Linked DNA regions of Homo sapiens: all the other regions are linked to region 1. A link is an interaction called in ENCODE POLR2A ChIA-PET data of the cell type or tissue named here. Cell type or tissue: MCF 10A. All regions are shown on one strand.

What was found. ChIA-PET counts read pairs that join two places held together with the same protein. Peaks named below come from ENCODE experiments on the same cell type or tissue, not always from the same donor. Only the 100,000 strongest peaks of a DNase experiment are listed, where the experiment ranks them.
Region 2: POLR2A ChIA-PET joins it to region 1 with 5 read pairs; 3 of 35 experiments call an interaction of 5 or more read pairs at or near these places.
Region 3: POLR2A ChIA-PET joins it to region 1 with 5 read pairs; 2 of 35 experiments call an interaction of 5 or more read pairs at or near these places.

The regions. Positions count from the first base shown.
Region 1 is chr1:221,313,897-221,318,896 of GRCh38, reverse strand. All of the region lies in intron 2 of LOC105372932 (a long non-coding RNA gene), which reads right to left. Among named protein-coding and RNA genes, the nearest start is that of LINC02817, 20 kb to the left of the region's middle. In MCF 10A, no CTCF peak of the experiment used is centred here; DNase peaks (open chromatin) are centred at 2,306 and 3,426.
Region 2 is chr1:221,414,787-221,419,786 of GRCh38, reverse strand. All of the region lies in intron 3 of LOC105372932 (a long non-coding RNA gene), which reads right to left. Among named protein-coding and RNA genes, the nearest start is that of LINC02817, 81 kb to the right of the region's middle. In MCF 10A, no CTCF peak of the experiment used is centred here; no DNase peak of the experiment used is centred here.
Region 3 is chr1:221,370,592-221,375,591 of GRCh38, reverse strand. All of the region lies in intron 2 of LOC105372932 (a long non-coding RNA gene), which reads right to left. Among named protein-coding and RNA genes, the nearest start is that of LINC02817, 37 kb to the right of the region's middle. In MCF 10A, no CTCF peak of the experiment used is centred here; no DNase peak of the experiment used is centred here.

The DNA.
Region 1 (5,000 bases):
TCCCTTTACCTTCAGCAAGCACCTCAGCTGATCAAGGTTTGTTACATGGCTGGGAGACCCAAGCCTTTATTCCTGAAGGGTCTGAGTCATTCGTTCTGCTTGGGTTGGGTTGTTGTAATTTCCCATTGACTTTAATCACAGAACATGGTAATAATGCAAGATACCCCAAGGGAGCTCCTGTATTCCAGACATACTCTTCCTTACCTCCATTGTTGGGTAGAGGTCCAACTTCCCCATTGGAAGTCGGGATTGATCACCCCAGCCAACACTGAAACTGTCTCCTTAGCTCGTTGGCATAAAAAGGCCAAAGAGGCTGGGTGGCAGTCTTAACTTTCAGTTCAATGGACTCATCATTGTGTCTCCTGGAGGAAATAATCTTCCTTCTGAAACTAAGACCTCTAGGCCAGCAGAACATAAAATCATAGAAACAGATGGCAAAAATTTTGCTGGTGGATTTCTAGCAGGTAATGGTCAGTGGTGCTCCTCCCATTTTGGTGCCACTCCCATCTTTTGATTCCTAGACCCATGAATTCTAGCTATGGGGGAAATAATACTGTATGTTGAATGCTGATCCAGGGCATATGCAGCCTTCTGAAGAGCCTTGTTCTAACCCTGCAAAGTATTGTCACTTAGCTCATGCTGTAACTGTAACTTCAAAGGGCCATTCCATAATTCCAGCAAGTCAGCTACTTCAGGATGATGGAGAACATAACAAAACTAGTGAATTCCATGACCATGAGCCCATTGTCACACTTCTTTGGCTGTGAATTGAGTTTCCTGGTCAGAAGCAATGCTGAGTGGAATACCGTGATTAGTGAATAGGCATTTTGTGAGTTCACGGATGGTAGTTTTGGCAGGAGCATTGCATACAAGAAAGGCAAATCCACATCTGGAGTAAATGTCTATTCCAGTAGGGATAAACCACTTCCCATCTATGATGGAACTAGTCCAGTGTAATCAATCTGCCTTCAGGTAGCCAGTTGATCACCCCAGAGAATAGCGCCATACAGAGGGCTCAGTGTTGGTCTCTGCTGCTGGTAGATAAAGCACTCAATGGTGACTGCAGTCAGGTTGGTGTTAGTGAGTAGAAGTCCATGTTGCTGAGCCTATGCATAACCTCCATCCTTGTTACCATGGCAACTTTGTGCATAAGCCCATTGGCCAACGAGGGGGTGGCTGAGGAAAGTGGCTGACTGGTATCCACACGTTGGGTTATCATACCCACCTGATTATTAAAGTTTTCCTCTTGTGAGTTTACCCTTTGGTGAGTATTCATTCACATGAGAAACAAATATATTCACATCTTTTACCCCTCATGGAGGTCTATACACATGTATCTTCCCCAGATTTCTTTACCACCGATTTTCCTATTATGTTCCTTCTAAGTCCCATCTGGCCAAACCATTGGCTACAGCCCATGGATCAGTATATAATCACACATCTGGCCATTTCTCTTTCCAAGCAAAGTGCATAACAAAGTACATTGCCAAAGCTCTGCCCATTGGGAAAATTTCCCTTGACCACTGTCCTTCAGGGATGTTCTAGGAAGGGACTATGGTCCTGCAGCTCTCCATTTTCAGCTGGTGCCTTCATATTGTGCAGAGCCATCTATAAATCAGTCCACAGTCTTCTTTTCCTCTTCCTCACGAGGCCATAGGTGCAGGCTGGGAGAGGGAAGGCAGGGTGGCAGGAGTAGGAACCAAGGGTATTTGGGCCACTTCTTCATGCGACTTACTTGTGCCTTCAAGACCTGCTCAGATCTGATCATATATATACCATTTCCACTTGAAGATGGAGTGCTGCTGTCCATGTTCAACTTTATGGCTTGGGGGGTCAGGTAACACCCAGAAATAATACTTCACCAGTTCTCTAGGTAATCCTTAAGCCAGTCAAGCTGACACCTAAAATTTACCATCACAGTAACTTACAAGGACAAGAGCAAAATGGATGGTTAGTTAAAAGGCACTCTGCAACAGGCTTGGAGATTGTGACTTTATGTGGATGAGAAGGCAGGCATGGGACATAGGGAAGGTGGAAGCAGCTGAAGTGAAATGAACTGAGGGTCTCTTGTCACATTTTTAGTGTTCATTTAAAACAAATGTTGAGTTGGGAAGGACCCCAAAGGGTGATATTGTTTATCTCCAAAATTCTAGGAGTGCTGACGGCATACTAGGCTGATGCAATAGCATGACAGTGTTACAAAAAATCTTTCCATGAATGATACTGGGTTTGTTGGTTTTGGGGGGTGAGTTGTTTGCAAGTAACTGTTACATGGAAATACTTTTAAACAAACAAGAACTGATTTTTATGTACCAGCTACACCTAAAACATTGCTTTTAGGTTGCACAACCAGTATTTTGAAAGGCAAGCAAATATTCAGCCAAGTTTTGTATCCACTTTCATGGAAATATTTTTAGTCTGTGGGTGAATAAGTGAGGCAATGACTACTATAGAATCTTGAGAGGCATCATATTTCTGTTTTGCCTGAAGAAAAAGGAGAGACTATTTAAATATAGTAATAATATATTTATATAGTATCTCACAGGTAATAAAGCACAATTTACATTTATTATTAAACAATCAGCCCTTAGAGCCGAACACTGACCCATTTTACAGAAAAGAAAAACGGAAATTCAGGTGAGTTACATATGCATGAGCATTATTGTTTTTATAAAATCATAAAGTTTTTAAGCTAAGGAAATTTAGCATTAGGTACAGGGAGAAATTTTGCTGTCATGTAACCTCACCAAAGGCCACAGCCAATCCTGCAGGAAGCTCTGCTGAAGCTGAAATGGCCCTGGAGAATTGTCCCAGTTGGGATGCAGGGGTACTGGCCTTTGAACCCCTACATGGAACTCACTGATAACCCTGTCCTCTTAATCATGGGCCTCATGCACCTGTAAGTGACAGAACACAAATGCACATGGCAATAAGCTATTGTGACACCATCCTACCTTACCTTGAGTATCTGTTTTCTTTGAACGGGGTAGAAATGTGGATCATTGCTTGTGTTTAAAAGTATTTTTATTTTGTGGGCAACTTTGATGAGTAAAGATAAGTTAATTCATTATTTGCAGCTACAGTAAAATATGTGCCAGGAAAAGCACATGCTCCATTATTTATTAGAAGTTCCAAAATTCCCTTTATTACCAGGAAACATTTGTTCTTGACCAAGTGTGAGCAAACTCTTAGCATGGAGGGGTGGGGACAATGCACTGATGTTTAAAAAGACATCTGTTGTTTTTCACCACCCACCATCCACTCCCCCTTTTTCTGGTACTGGTGCCCAGTCTTTCCTCCAGGAGCAAATCTTCCCGTCATTCCTTGTCATATGGTCCATCCCAGTGTCCTTCCCTTCCCCCAGCTATGGACACAGCACAAGCAATCTAAGCCAGGCTAGCCATCTCTCTCTCCGGGGAATTTAAATCTAGAGACCAGTGAGCAAAGGGTTGGAGCTGATTCATCTTATTGGTGGTTGCCCAAATAAACATTCCATTAGTTTCTTCGGTCTAAATACAGTGTTCCTGACCTTTCTGAAGCCTAAGTGTTTAACATTCTCATTGATTCTCTAAGAGATTCTGTACCCTGCTAATGCCTTGCTTTTTCTTCCTTAATTTAACCAAGATTAGTTTGTACTGCATGCACCCAAGACAGTAGCTAGTAAAAGGACTAGATTCTTTTAATCAACTAATGTTTTCTTTAATGCTATGGCATTGGAAAATATACTTGCTTTTAGTGAAGTGAAGAAACACAGAACCTTATGTGTGATTTTCTTATCTGGAAGATTTTATAAGTAAGGCTGAAGTGAGAGACCAAAAATACAGGACAGCACTACTAAACCTGTGAGTTAAAGCATGTTGTAACTATAACATTATTTTATTTTAAACAACTCAGGAATTTGGATTTTTTCTACAGGGTTTCTTTTTCTTTTCTTACACCTAGAAAAAAACCTGTAGATTAACTGATATCTGATTAAAAATGTCCTCACACTCTTACAATAGTGATATTTAGTGCATGAATTTTAATTGTTTCCAGATTGGTCTACTGAGTTGGAATTCTAAAGAGATTTTTTTTTTCTATTAGTAAGGGACAACTTTTCCCAGTATGTCATGTTTGCTTGCATCCTGCTGTGAATTGTTTAGTAAGCATAAGAAGCATTTTATCTCCGACAAGGTAGGTTGTGGAGGAAAGTTTCAACAACGAAATGATATTTCCAAACCCTTAACCTGGAATAAAACTCAATTCAATAATTCTTTATTGAGCATCTACTATGTGAAACTTGACATACTAACTTCTTTAGGTAGTTTTAAGGTTAATAAGAGAAAGTCCTGCTTTACAGAACCTTGCAAGATGCATATGAAAAGTCAAGACTGTTAGACAAAATATGGCAGGTAAATAAGTATGGGCTTCATGAAAGAGGAAGCATTTGAGTTAGGACTTGATGGATAAGTAGGATATCAGCAGATAAAGAAAAAGGATTGGAAATTCTAGAAATAAGGAATAAAATGAAGAATTACACAGTGTTGGAAAATCCAGTTGTCTGGATTATCTGGTGCATACAGGAAAGTGATGATCTACAAAGTTGCAAAAGTAAATTGGCATCGTCTTAAAGAGGGTCTTAAATGCCTGAGTGATGCTCCTGGATATATTCCTTCTTTCAGTAAGACAGGGGTGTTCACAAGAGTCTACTTAAACAATTGATTCTAGCTCCCTGGTGGTGGAAGCTGGCCCACAGGAAATAAATCAACCCCTTTGTCACCACATACAAAAATTAATTTGAGATACATCATAGGCCTAAATGTAAGAGTTAAAACTATAAAGCTTCTAGAATAAGAAAACATAGGTGTTTCTTCATGATCTTGGAGTAAGCAATGATTTTTTTAGACAAGGCACAAAGAGTATTAACCATAAAAACATTAAACAATTAAACTTTATTATAATTAAAAACTTGCTAATCAAAAGGCATCATTAAAAATGAACATCAAGCTGCAGATCTGTAG
Region 2 (5,000 bases), 100 kb before region 1:
CACTATTAACATCTTCATTCTAAACACAACTCTCACCTAAGTGATAGAGCCTGGATAGTTACAGTATGGACAGAGAAGGAGTGCCTTGTTACCCCAGGATGGGTGGCTGCAGTTGTACTCGTCTCTGCCTGGGGGAGGCTGCCTACTGGCTTTGATTATAGGAGCCAACACTGGGGATCTGGGCCAAGTTCCACTCTCGCATGTAGGAAGCACACCTTCTGCTGCCTTTTTCTGCTGCCTTTATGAAAAATCATGGGTATTAATATCATAAATCTCAGTGATTGCTTAGACAGTCTTGCATATTAGGGCCCCATTGTTAGTTTGCACTTTGCTCAGACCTTGCTCTAATGCCGGGCTTCTTTCAAATTATTTTGGCAGGTGTGTTGGCTGTTCAGCAGTTATTGGGAAAAAGAATGAGGGAAACAGAGACTAGGCTCTCACTTCCTTCTACAGTTCTGTGGCCTGCCCTGTCCCCTGTGCTACAAACCAGATTGGGAGGGGTGAGGTTGGCATCTGGGCCTGGAAGTAGAGAGTGAGAAAGGACTTACAGATTATCCTATCCCCTCATCCCAGTTGACCTGAAACTTAATTTGCCATTACATTTCCCCACATATTCATAGTGATTATATTCCTCAGATGTTCTGAAATGATCCCAGTGGAAAATAGCCCATTCTATTGTTCTTAAGAGAACATTTATATTTATATTTATAAGAGAACCTAAATTTAGGACAAACCTAAATTTGGAGACTGTTTCCATAATATCTTCACTCTGCTACAGGCTTAATAGATAATTTCTACCGGTATTTGTACTCATTTGAGTTGAAATTAGTTACAATGCAGAGTTTCAATTGATACACATTCTAGTCCTCTGGGACCTGAGCTCTCTTCCTTCTCTTTTGACTTTCAAAGACATGATTTAGGGTGGTGAGTCTAGGGACCAAGAGAAGTGAGGAACAAAAAGAGACGGATCCCCTGTGCAGACTATGAATTTGCTTTTTTCTCACCCAGGACACCCTCCCTCATTGGACATGGCCCGCCCAGGCTTGGCCAGGTTGCCAGGCTTTAAGGATGGTATCCTGGACATGAGAATTGCTCCAGACTCATCCTCTCCCTGCTACCTGTGCCTTTGTGTCTTCTATCACCAGCTGATTTCAGATTTAGCCACAGTTAGAATCCTCAAGCACTTGATAGCTTTGTCCCTTTCATGCCAGCATTTAATTCTGGTGTATCTGGAATCCAGCTTGAATCACAGCTTAGGAATCCACATATCAGACACGCTCTCCCCACCATGATTTCCCCAAGACTTCACTCTACTACCATCCAGAAATTCAGGAAAGAGATATAACTACTGCATATCTGACTTGAATGATATGGTAGAATTGTCCACTGGGCAGTTAAAGTGTGCATACTGATTGAAGCTTATTTTTCACTCTTATTTTGCTGTTCCACTAGTATTTTAAGCTGCCAAAGAAACCTCTTTCAGCTGTTCTTTTCCCAAACCACTTTAACAGCAGTTGCTTCTGTGACCAGATAAAAATTCATAAAAATTAATCCAGTCTGTTTTCCAAATTGGCTTGCAATTTGCATTATTATCAGAAATATATGAGAACATCCTTTTTTATCACATCTCTGCCAGCAGTAAGTATTATGATTCTTTTTAATTTTTTGGTAGTGTGGTAAGTACAAAGTCATAGCACATCATTACTTTAATTTGCTGGTTTGTGGCTTCTACAGAATTTGAGCATATTTTCATGTGTTTGGCGGCCATTCGCATATAATTTTCAATGAGTTGCATGTAACTTTTCTTTACTCAATTTTCTAGCAATTAATAAAAGCTATTTGGATATTATAATAATTATTTATCTTGCCTACTATTTGCATTATAAACATTTCCCCAAAGTACACATTGTTGAAATTGCTCATATTTTTCCACACATATTTTTAACTTAATTTAGTAAATTTAATTTTATTTAAAGTTTTAATTTAAAAATCAAGTGTCATTTAATTTAAAACATCCATCTTCCCGTTTATAGAGTTTCTTTTCTTTTTTTTTTTTTTTTTTCTTTTTGAGATGGAGTCTCGCTCTGTCACCCAGGCTGGAGTGTAATGGTGTGATGTCAGCTCACTGCAATCTCTGCCTCCTGGGTTCAAGTGATTCTCCTGCCTCAGCCTCCTAAGTAGCTGGGATTACAGGCATGCATCACTATGCCTAGCTAATTTTCCTATTTTCAGTAGAGACAGGGTTTCGCCATGTTGGCCAGGCTGGTCTTGAACTCCTGATCTCAAGTGATCCACCTGTCTTGGCCTCCCAAAGTGTTGGGATTACAGGCGTGAGCCACCACCACCAGCCTTAGAGTTTCTAGTTTTAATCAAGATACTTCTCTTACCTCTAGGTTCACCTGGGATCTCCCAAATATGCAATCTCACTTCTAAGAATCTGTCTTATAAGAATAAAAACACCAGGACATAATGATATTTTCAAAAGGATATTATTTTACCATGTTTCAGTAAGTATAAAATAAAATATAAAAATAAATGTCCATCAATAGGGAAATGATGAAATAAATTATGGTAGACAAGCACTGTTAAATGAAGAAAGAAAGTTATAATGGTTGTCTTGAAAAGACTTCTCAGGAAATATTTTTGAATGACAAAAGCAAGTTGTAGGAAATTATGTGTTACATGAATCCATACTTATAAAACAAAAATGCCAGAAATGTATGTGGGAATATGTGTAATACATATGTGTTTATATCCTTTCTCTCTCTCTCTCTTTTTAGAGACAAGGTTTTGCTGTGTCACCCAGGCTGGGATGCAGTGGTGCAATCATAAATCACTGCAGGCTTGAACTCCTGGGCTTAAGTAAGCCTCTCACCTTAGCCTCCCAAGTAGCTGTGACCATAGGCATGTGCCACCACATCCAGCTAATTTAAATTATTTTTTGTTTGTAGAGACAGGATCTTGTAGTGTTGTCTAGACTTGTCTCAAACTCCTAGCCTCAAGTAATCCCTCCACCTTTATCCCCTAAAGCACTGGGATTACAGGTGTGAGCCACCATGACCAGCCTGTTTATGTCTTTATATCTGTATAAACTTAAAAAATATGGAAGGTCATATGCTGATAGGGATGGAAAGCACTACTGGGGAGGTGGGGAAAGAAGAAGATGGAGGAGAAGAGAATAATAAAATAATTAGGAAAGATTGTATTAAAGACAAGTATAAAAATTACAATACCCACTTCAAAAATCAGCTACATTTTAAATCTTTGTTTCCTTGAATGCCTCAGCTTACTATAAAATTCACCCTTCATTTATTTTCAACATGTCGTCAAGGACACAAAACGAGATTATGTAGTCGATAATAAGAGTATGGTGAAATAGAAAAAACTTAGGCTTAGCTCAGCTTACAGGTATCTGGTGACTTGTATTAGTCACTGTCTCTTGACACCCAGAATAGTTCTAATGATCTGCAGATCTAATGATCTGCAGATCTAATGATCTGCAGGTCCTTCCCAGCTTCACCCGTTCCTCATCTATGATCTAACCCAGGATTTCTCAGGGGTGTCACTATTGACATCTTGGGCCAGGGTTCCTTGCTGAGTGGGTGGGTGGGGTGGGAGGTGCAGTCCTGTACATTGTAGGATGCTAAGCTGCCACATCCTTGGTCTCTGCCTAATAGATGCCAGACGTCACTCAGTGGTGACAACCAAAAAATGTCCCTTAAGGGTGCAAAATCACCCCCAGTTTTGGACCATTAATCTAATTTGAATGATTATTATATCCTTTTCCTGAAATTTATTTTCTCTGTTAACTGAAAAGAACACTGCTCAAAATTCCTTTGAAAACTGACCTCTGAATTATTTGTCCTTTATTTTGATTAAGTGTGTGTCACCTTATCATTTGTGTGAGAGAGATATGAGCTTGTTGTTTTCCTCTCTGTATTACACAAACAAGTTATAATGACTCATTCATTAAAGGCACAGGGAAGCTCAGCCTTCAGGTGCTCGGGGAATGTTCACAATAAATCACAATGATCTGAATTGTTTTGAGTGACTATTATATGGCTAGGGAACAATGACTTCAACTTTGTTTTTTAATGAGGGAAGTTCCTTTCTATTTTTTTTGCTTTATTTCTACAATAATCACGTGTACACAAGAACTGCTTTATTCTTTATTGCACTATATTTTCTTAGAATTCTGGGCTTTAACGAAAGTGATACTCCAGGATAAAGGAATAAATCAGGAGCCTAAAAAACCATAGGCTTTGATGGTTTTGCTTTAAGGTAGTGTCTGAGTTTGGAAAGTCCAGAGAGCTCTGGAATTCTGAACAGCTCAGTTGTTACAACCTGAGGAAAATTCTCCAAACGTCATACATGGATTAATCCCACTCAAGGATACTCCTGGATTTGTCTAGGTCATGACTTTCAAGCAGTTTTCTCAGATAATCAAGAAGCACAAAGGTCTACAAAACCATCATGTTGACAACACTGATTGTGTGATTTTTGTGTGCGCAAATGTAATCTGAGACTTGGTTTTGTCATAACCTGTTAACGAGGTTGAATGGAAGTGACCAACCCCATGACCTCCAGCAAGTTGGTGGCTACTGAGATTTTTTTAAAGAACTTAATTATTCCATAAAACCAAATAGCTTAGACCAGTTCACAACACCAGCAAAAGTTTTTTATGTTTATATCCATCTAAAAACACCATTCATTCATTCATTTAATAAAAATTGTCTAAGTACCATGTGCCAGGCATTAGGCTGGGGATACCGTGGTGACAACATTCTCCCTGCCCTTGTGGAGTTTAAACTCTAGTGCAGTAAAGAGACATTAATGACTTACTGTCATAAATCAGTGTTCCACGTGCTGAGGCAGGAGCACTGGTGCTGTACAGGATCCGTGCTACTTACAAGGTCAGGGAAGACTTCCCCCGACGAACAAATGCTTACTCTGAGATTTAAAGGATCATTAAGAGTTAACTGAGCAACAAAAGGAAGGAA
Region 3 (5,000 bases), 57 kb before region 1:
AAGACTCAGGGGGAAAACAAAAGCCATCTATAAAGGCCTTTTAATTTCTAGCATAAGCTTCAGCTTGAGTTGTAAAGTGTATCTCATTGGTCATCTTGGATCTGAAGTCCATTCCATTCCCTAAATTCATCAGTGTGTAACTGCCACAGCTGCTAGGACTTTGGCACCTGCAGGGTACCCCTGAGAGGGTCTCTGCAAGCAGACAAATTTATAGGCAGTAAGCCTAATGGCCAAAATTTCAAGATTTGTTTTTCAAATAAGTGCATGTTAAGTGGAAAAAAAATTTTACAATAACAATGAGCCAGAGAAAGTTTCATTGGCTAAGAGGAGCCTTATGAAAAATCTATCATACAACCTCTGATTTAGAAATGTAAAGAGAAACAGATTTACCCAGATTTTAAAAAGAGGGAGAAAGAATGAAATTTTTAATGAGTGTCATATCCATGTTCAAATCAAGGACTCCTTCCGCTGTAATGATTATTTCAAATGAAGGAACATTTCTTAATTTAGAGGCTAATCCTCAGACATTGCTTTGGAGGGAAGAACATTTCTTGGGTTTAGGTCACTTTGCTTTAAATCTCTGAGGACCATAAAACCAAGTGAAGGCAAGACTGGGCTAGAAATCAGCAGAGTTGAGTTCTGATCCACCTTCTGTTGATACTTTGCTTTGAGGTCCTCAATTTCTACTCTTCAGGCTACATTTGTCACTTGGGCAGGTGGTAGGTTGGTAGCCAGACCACAGATTGGTGCCAAGATCTGAGCTCTGTAGAGATGGGCATCCCAGCCATGGCTGTTGGCACAGAAGGAAGTGGGAGGGCCTACTACTCTAGACCACGCAAAGCACCCTCCCAATGTAGTCATTGAAAGCAGCACATAGGATGTCTTTGAGCGGTTCCTTCCAATAGTTTCCAAGGGTAAGAGGCCACCGTGCTCTTCTCCCTCTCCTCTACCCAAGTGTAAATGGCTGCTTATTTCACACACAAAAGCCCTCAAGGACAAATTTTACTGAAAAAAGTCAATAGGACCTGAAGATTTTTTTTTGTCTTGAAAATTTTATGTTAAAACGTCAGAATACATTATGGTGTCAAATGGAAATCCTAGCTGCATTTCTGTGAGAAAGCAGAATGTTGCAAAAACTTTTAGGTCTTACCTAGACCCTAGACCTAGATGCAAACCTAGGTTTCAAAGCTTGTTAAGTTCCACGTATATATTGCAAAATGCCAAGTAAACAATTATTAGCATCTCTAAATTCTTCACTGCATTCTTCATACAAATTCATATTTATATCTTTAATAAGCGAAAGATGTTCTAAGTTGCATGCCATGGAAGCATATTGCCATGCACTTTTTAGTTTGAGGCTATGCAGAATAGTGAAGAAAAGCAGGATAAAAAAACACAAGGAAACTGGAATCATGGTATCTGCTCTGCTATATCCAGCCAGGTCACCTTGAGCAAGTTTCTTAACCCCTTTAACCTCAGTTTCTTCATCTCTAAAGTGGCTTTATGTCCCTACTTATCTTGGAGGTTAAAGAAGATAATATAGGGTATCATGAAACACATATTACACATCCTATATGGAATTCTATAATAATGCCGACTCATCTTTTATACCCAGAATCTCTCTGAAAAGGCAGATTTAGTGAAAGATTCATTTCATGATTGAGTCTTGATCATTTTCATTGTGAAATAATGCACACAGAGCCATTCATTAGTGAACTCCTATGCCAGGTTTCTAGACATGCAACCTCTAAGTGATAAGCTTTTAATGAGCTCATTCTCATGTTTTTCTTAGTGCTTTATTACAGCAATATCCCCTCTCTTGTGGGTCCTCTTTCCTACCTCCAGTCTCCATCAGCCCCACAGAGGTCCCCATCTCTGAGCTGGTCATTCCTCAAGAGGCACAGGCCAGGTGTTTCGTTGGTGCTCTGCTTCTGCACCCTATGATGGGGTACAATGGCTAGCATCCCAGGGGATGTAGCTCAACTCAACCTAAAGTCAAGTCTAAAAGCTGTTGAAGTATCCTGTTTTATCACTGAAATGCAGGTAAGTTCTCCATGTGACTCCATAATATATCCTCATGTTTCAAAACATTATTTCAAAATGGAAAAAAAAAAACTTTGAGTAACATTGACTTTTTTTCAGTAAAATGAACCATATTTATGCTGTAGCTAACTTTTCCCTTCCTCCAACACATTTCTCACAACCTGAGAGTATCTTTCTTAAGAATTTATTCCCAAAATGTCCTTGCAGTTCCATAAGAACTTTTCAAGCTAAAATTCTAGGAAATGGTAAGGTAAGGAAAGGAGCAGCATATGTCAAAAGGGAAAATCCTTTTGACAACTTCAGACGACCTCTGACCAACTGAGCCCAGTCGCCATGCAGCTTGGCCCACAGACTCAGTCCAGCCACCTTGGGAGGATCTGCAGGCAGCTGTCCATTTTCCCCTGGCTATGAAGGAATAATTAATCCAGAACTTAGCATTCCATCTCTGAAATGTGGTTGTCCATCGAAAGATATGTTTCTGGTGTGGCTCTGCTCACTGATATGGGAGGAGGGCAGGGAAGTGCTGGGTAGAGAGGGGCAGGGTCCCTGGTGAGGGCTCCACCCTCGGGCCTGTGCCCACAGACCTAGGGGAGGACAGGACAGGCACTCCTGTTTTCACGCCCAAATGTTGCATTTTCCAAGACCACTCTGGCCCGCCATGCCCCCAATCCTGTGCCTATAAAAACCCTGAGACCCTAGTGGGCACATACACAAGCAGCTGGATGTTGAGAGGAACAGTGGAGCAGATGAGCACACTGACAGACACCAGCAGATGCCGGCAGGCCGTAAGCAACGGGGCGACATGAAATTCAGTCAGGGGCAGTTGGAGGAGAGTCTGGATGTTAGGCGGCCTGACTCCAGGGGAAGACCAACTGCCTACTCTGTCCCCCTTCTGGCCTCCCTTTCACCTGGCTGAGGGCTACCTCCACTCAATAAAACCTTGCACCTATCCTCCAAGCCCACATGTGATCTGATTTTTCTGGTACACCAAGGCAAGAAACTGGGATGGAGAAAGCCCTCTGCCTTTGCGATAAGGCAGAGGGTCTAATTGAGCTGATTAACACAAGCCACCTGCAGACAGCTGAACTGAAAGAGCACACAGTAACACATGTCCACTGGGGCTTTGGGAGCTGTAGACACTCAACCCTAGATGCTGCCTTGAGGACGGAGCCCACATTCCCCACAATTGGTCTGCCCGTCTGCATGATCCCCCTAGGGGTTTGAGCTGTGGGGCACCAAAGAAGCAAGCCACACTCCCATGGCACGCCCTGCAAGGGGGATTAGGGAATTTTTCCCATTTCAACAGTTGAGATTCCTGCATGAAACCCCAGCCTTTGCACAACGAATTCCTCTATTCTTCAGGTAGATACTGTAGGCTCACTAAATACACTATTGGTTAGAAGAGGGCCAAGACAGAAAGTGCTAAGGGCTGAGCCCTGCCTATTGCCATGGCAGAAAAATAGCATAATGTCCAACTGATGAGGGGTCACTTGTAGCCTCCTCACATTGAAAAAAAAAATACACCACATGTGCAATGTGAAGGCAGGCCTCCATCTCCCACTGAGGTACTGCAGACAGTGTCTGCCTGCACAATCCATCTCCAGGGAATGTGAGAGGGAGGCGGAGCAGAATGGGTAATGTGAAACATAAAAAAGTACAGCTGAGACAAAGAGTTGCAATTGCAAATGGCCCTTAACCAACACCAGGCCTCATCTGCTGTTAGTGTTTGAAGTCTGTAGACAGAGGCCTGTGCCATTCCCCACTAATTTCTCATGCTGGAGCTCATCAGCAGTGGAATGCAGAAAGACTAAGCCTCTGGCTCGGGTCTGCTGTCAAGGACGAAAATCAGGTCCCTGGGAAGGGGCCATGAATGCTCTGGGTGACCCAGCTGTCTCCCGGAACAAGAGATTCAAGAGATGATCAACAGTGGTGCCCACTCAGAAAAGGGCTGTGACTGCTTTGCTAGCCTGATAAAGGAAATGCACCTCAAGAGATGAAAAGGGAAAATAGTACATTACAGAGGAGGAACAATGAGGAGTTATAGCAGCAACTTCTCAGGGATAACCTCAGAGCTCAGAAGTAAAGGGGGGTTATTTGGGTCAACTGGGAGAAGCATGTAAGCTTGGTGTGAGATGGTACATTTGGTACATTCTTATCTTCCTTGTAGAGGCATCTGCATGCAGCCTGGTGTTTTCACAAAACAAAGGGCACTCTCCCGGGAAGGGGCCATCAGTCTGAACTCTGTCCTCCGTTGGTCAGATCATACCACCACCTGAAGTCCCTGATTCAGGTCATCCTGAAGTTACTGCTAATTAATATTACTATTTGGCTAAGGTTGGACCTGAGCTGGACCAATCCACCAAACCACAGATGCTCCTCAATCTCTTCTGCATGAAGTCTCGGGATCTCAGGAGCTACCCTTATTATTCATTCTTCAAGAACTCTCCGGTGTTTAGTACAATGTTATGGCACATTTAGATTTTCTTCTTGATGTGTTAACTACAGATTTACAAAGGATTTTCCTGTGTTCAGAATCAGAAAAAGAAATAACTAGGCAAATCTAGCAAAAATGTATGTGATATTTATTTCAAACCATCTAAACTTTACTTAAACCATCTGAATTATCAAATAAAATTGGGGATGAGAGTCCTTAATTTTTACCCATTATTTTATTCATTCAACATGTATTTCTTGAGCACCTACTATATGTCAATTCTGTTCTAGTTACATATCAATGCATGATTAGAAGCATATTTGTGTAAAGTGGTATGTTTCACAACAAGCAGCATCTCAGCTCATTTGTTATGAGCAATTCCCTACAAGTAATTTAGTATATTTGTATGTTCCAGACAACCCCACATCTCCTAAAGATAATTTAACAAATAATACATTTATTTCTAGGAATTGTGTCTACACTATTAATTAGTGACTTATTGTCCAGACAAGATGGTATAGGC